2 separate regions of the Homo sapiens genome follow, and region 2 is linked to region 1. Evidence: read pairs that join two places in POLR2A ChIA-PET (ENCODE). Cell type or tissue: B cell. All regions are shown on one strand.

Evidence for each region. ChIA-PET counts read pairs that join two places held together with the same protein. Peaks named below come from ENCODE experiments on the same cell type or tissue, not always from the same donor. Only the 100,000 strongest peaks of a DNase experiment are listed, where the experiment ranks them.
Region 2: POLR2A ChIA-PET joins it to region 1 with 7 read pairs; 2 of 35 experiments call an interaction of 5 or more read pairs at or near these places.

What each region holds. Positions count from the first base shown.
Region 1 is chr1:222,771,479-222,773,978 of GRCh38, forward strand. It overlaps LOC105372984 (a long non-coding RNA gene), which reads right to left and starts at 1,664. Exons shown (of 4, transcript XR_922641.3): 1 at 1,592-1,664. RefSeq lists enhancers at 1,017-1,116, 1,607-1,656 and a silencer at 1,867-1,916. In B cell, no CTCF peak of the experiment used is centred here; DNase peaks (open chromatin) are centred at 713, 1,373, 1,593 and 2,175; H3K4me3 peaks cover 1,394 bases; H3K27ac peaks cover 2,500 bases.
Region 2 is chr1:222,683,762-222,686,261 of GRCh38, forward strand. All of the region lies in intron 6 of AIDA (axin interactor, dorsalization associated), which reads right to left. Among named protein-coding and RNA genes, the nearest start is that of AIDA, 27 kb to the right of the region's middle. In B cell, no CTCF peak of the experiment used is centred here; no DNase peak of the experiment used is centred here.

The DNA of each region.
Region 1 (2,500 bases):
CTCAGGAGGCTGAGGCAGGAAAATTCCTTGAACCTGGGAGGTTCAAGCTATAGAACAAAGATTGCCCATGGAAGAGTCCCTTTTTGGCAAAAAGTGACAGTTCTCTTGACCAAGATCATGTTGCAGTGAGCCAAGATCATGCCACTGACTCCAGCCTGGGTGACAAGAGTGAAACCCTGTTTCAAAAAAAGAAAAGAAAAGAACAAAAAAAAAGAAAGCCGAGGCAGAGCCTAGAGTCACCCACAGCTGAAGGCTGTCAGTTGGTTGCATTCCCCGTGGCAGCATCTCTCTTAAAAGGATTTAGGAGCAGCACATCTTTTTGGCTGCCATATGGGTATATGGCTAGGAATTGATTATGTCTTTTTGGTTCTCTTACTATTTAAAAAAACTGCATGTATTACATTGTTGAAAAATAATATAATTTTAAACAGCAACCAAGAAAACAAACATTTAAATATTTTTTACAGGAGTGCAGGAGACTGAATGTAAGGCCCTGATACCCTCCTTCTGCTCCACTCCAGCTACCAACCACCTGTCCTGAGTGGATGATCTGAGAGGGCAGCAGGCAAGTACATTTTGGAGGATATGAACAAGGCCTGGGGCTCTGCCACAGCAGGGGCATAGAAAGTCTTGAAAGAACTTTATTCCCCTCTGGATCCTACCAGATGTTGAAGATCTACAGCAAAGCTCTGGGGCAGAGATTAGAGTGTGTGAATTATGGGTTTTCTTAGAGGAAGGGGAGCCACAGCCTGTGTAAGTGTTGTGTGGGGGGCGGGGGGCGGGGGGGGGCGGTGAGCGAGGATCATCTGGTTTCCCTGGCCCCTAGGTGGGGACCATGGAGCGAACTGGAGAAGCAGGCTGGGTCCTTCCTACTCCTGAGGCTGGCAGAGCACACTCTATAGCTGAGGAGACTGGAAGTTAAAGGGTTTCTTCACAAGCAACTGACAACTTGCCAGCTGTATGTGTCTTCTTCTCTCTCTCTCTCTTTTCTTTCTTTCCTTCTTTTTTTTTTTCTTTTTTTAAATTAATTCAGAGTCTCGTTCTGTTGCCCAGGCTGGAGTGCAGTGGTGCAATCTCGGCTCACTGCAGTCTCCGCCTCCTGGGCTGAAGAGATTCTCCTGCCTCAGCCTTCTGAGTAGCTGGGATTACAGGCACACATCACCACACCTGGCTAATTTTTCTATATTAAGACGGGGGTTTCACCATGTTGGCCAGGCTGGTCTCGAACTCCTGACCTCAAGTGATCCACCTGCCTTGGCCTCTTAAAGCGCTGCGATTGCAGGCATGAGCCAGCGCACCCAGCCGTGTATGTGTCTTCTTATTGCTCACTGAATGGCTGCTGCTGAAAGCACACTAAGGAAGTAGATCTGAGTCCCAAGGGTGCATAAAGCCATGTGAAGGCAAAATTATATAACGCTGCACTCAGGAAGACTAACAGCCAGATAGAAACAACAAGCAGAATACACAGAACAGGCAACTTCTAGGAAATAGAACTTGAACAAAAAATTACAGCAAAGGACTTTCTAGAACTAAAAAGAAGAACTCTTATATTCAAAATTTAGTAGATAAATTGAAGGGAAAAGATACTCACTGTTGAAACACTAATTAGTTCCCCAAAAGCTCAAGTTGAAGCAGTATCTCAAAGCCCAGGGCAAAAAATATAGAGAAGGAAATGTGGTACAGAAAACAAAAACAGATGGATTGCCTGAGGCCGGAAGTTTGAGACCAGCCTGGCCACATGGCAAAACCCCGTCTCTACTAAAAATACACAAATTAGTTGAGCGTGGTGGCTCACAGCTGTCATCCCAGCTTCTTGGAAGGCTGTTATGAGAATTGCTTGAACCCAGGAGGCGGAGGTTGCAGTGAGCTGAGATTGTACCACTACACTCCAGCCTGTGCAACAGAACAAGACTCTGTCTCAAAAAAGTAGAAGAAAATAAAATAATAAAAATAAAAGATTGGAATGACAAATCCAAAAGATCTTACATGTGAAAAATAGTAGTGGGAAAGATGGATAAATAGGGGAACATATAGCATTTTTAGGATGGGAAAACTACCCTGTATGATACTATAATGGTAGATACATGTCACTATACACTTGTCTAAACCCAAAGAAAGTACACCAAGAGTGTGTCCTAGAATATGGACTTTGGGTGATAATGATGTGACCATGTAGTCTCATTGATTACAACAAATGCCCCACTCTGTAGGGGTGCACGATGGGGGAGGTTGTGCACCTGTTGGGGCAGGAGGTCTATGGGAAATTTTTGTACCTTACAACTCAGTTTTGCAGTGCACATAAAACCGCTCTAAAAATAAAGTCTATTAATAAAAATAGGAGTACAAAAAAGAGTGGGTAAAGGGATAGATGGGAAAAAGACAACAATTAAACAACAGAGGAAAATTTCCCTGACCTAAAGAAACACTTGAGGCTGCAAATTTCAAGAGTTCAATAAGTATTACATAGAATTTATGATAAAAAAGATGTGTACCTAGACAT
Region 2 (2,500 bases), 88 kb before region 1:
ATTTAAATGAAATCTACCAAGACTATCTTTAGAAAAGTTAACTCCCATTTTGGCTAAGCCAATTATATAACATAAATATGTTTGTCTTAAAAAATTTAAATATTTTGAAAAGGAAGGAAGGAGATTAATATCAAGAAAGGTAAGTAAGCTTGACTACCTTTTTTTTATTTTCATGAAAGGCTGGCTAAAAAGTTTTTAATTTTAAATTTTAAATCAGAAAAAAACTATTCTTGGTCATTCCGTATCTACATACCATACATCATACCCTCACACCTCATTATCTTAACAGTGGTAGTGGTTAGTATATGAGTTGGTCAAAACTCATTAAAGGTACATATTAAAAAGAATGAATTTCTTTTTTTTTTTTGAGACGGAGTCTGGCTGTTGTTAGCCTGGGTTGGAGTACAATGGCACAACCTTAGCTCACGGCACCTCCGCCTCCCAGGTTCCAGCAATTCTCCTGCCTCAGCTTCCCAAGTAGCTGAGATTACAGGTGCCCACCACCACGCCTGGCTAATTTTTGTATTTTTAGTAGAGACGGGGTTTCACCATGTTGGCCAGGCTGGTCTCGAACTCCTGACCTCAGGTGATTCACCTGCCTCGGCCTCCCAAAGTCTTGGAATTACAGGCATGAGCCACTGTGCCCAGCCAAGTGAATTTCACATATGTAAATATCCTAGTAAAACTGATTTTAAATTTTGGGTTCCCTTTGGGTAACAAGAAAGTTTTTCTTGCTCTATAATTAAAAGTTAAGTATCATCTTGCTATTTCAATGACATTTTCAATGAATATAATTTTACAAGTTATTTTTTAATAACACAGGCCCTGAACAATATGATCCCAAACCAAATATAGCTAATTAAACCATACATACTCTTTCTTTTAGGGGGGAAAAAAATTCAGGGACTAGAAAGGTTCAGTAAGGCATCTGTATCTCTGAAATGAAATATCACAATGCTATATCAGAATACAAATTCAGTTTGGGCTTTATCTTACATAGCAAATGGATTTAATTTATGGTAGAAGTTCCTTTTCAACTTAGCAACCTGAACCCCATAAAGACCTTAATCTGCCCACTTCATGATTTACATCATCTGCTTCTTGTTTGCTACAGAAGTACAGTAAGCAGGAAAACAACCAAATCAGATAGAAATTTATAGAACTGGAAGCTATACCAATTACAGTATGTGGTTTGAAACGGCAATAAAAATTATCGAGTCAGTGAAACAGCAAAATATCTCACCATCTTGGCAACCTTGAAATACCCTATAAAAGCAAGAAAAATATAGCTCTATCTTCATAAAGCAAAGTAAATTGGAAATAATGCCCTTGTACCAAAGAAACATTATTAACAATAAGAGCTACCATTGATAGTGCCTGCAATGTTTCCAATAACCCTGCAGTATAGGTACTGTTATCCCCATGTAGAGAGGATGACAAGCGTAACAGCCACCACTAATATTCAGCATATGAAAAATACAATGCTAAATGGTTTATACTTAGTATCTTGTTAATCTTCACAGTAACCTTATGAGTTAGGCACTATCATTATCCCATTTTATAAAGAAACAGAAGTTCAGATTGGTTTAGGACACAGGTGCAAAGTCACTCAACTAGTAATTGGCAGAGCCCAGACTCAAAAGCCCAGTTATCTGTTGGTCCAAGCCTATATTGTTCCTACTCCAAATGACTACTGTTCAAGGAGTATTCAAAATACTGGAATATTAATTATGAAGAAAGCTATCTGAACAGCACACAGATTGTATTTAACTATAATGGAAAGCTTCTAGAATCTCTTCTAAAATGCATCACAATATTATAGCAGATTGCTATACTTCCTAAAGTAAACTAGTTTATTAGAAATAAAAACTGTACTTTATAAGAACAGAACAGAGTAAAGCAGTAATTGGGAGAGGCAAGAAATTTACCCAGGGTGCTTGCCAAGGTTATTTACAGGGAGGGAAGATACTCATGGAGAGCTTCCAGAAATAAAAAAGTTTCCGTATATTCTTTGCTTCCCTAAAACAAGATGGGGAAGAAAGGGCAATTGTTCAATATCCACTCCCATGGGTCCACTTTTAACCACCACAATTTGATTAATTAAAGAAGTACTTATGGCCGGGCGCAATGGCTCATGCCTGTAAACCCAGCACTATGAGAGGCTGAGGCAGGTGGATCACCTGAGGTCAGGAGTTCGAGACCAGCCTGGCCAACATGGCGAAACCCTGTCTCTACTAACAATACAAAAATTAGCCGGGTGTGGTGGCATGCACCTAGAATCCCAGCTACTTGGGAGGCTGAGATGCGAGAATTGCTTGAAACCTGGGAGGCGGAGTTTGCAGTGAGCCGAGATGGTGCCACTGCACTCCAGCTTGGGTGACAGAACGAGACTCTGTCTCAAAACAAAACAAAACAAAACAAAAGAAGTACTTATGACAGTCTACAGAAAAGAATTAACATAGCAGGCCTAAGACTGTTATTCTTAGAAAACCTCCTTGCC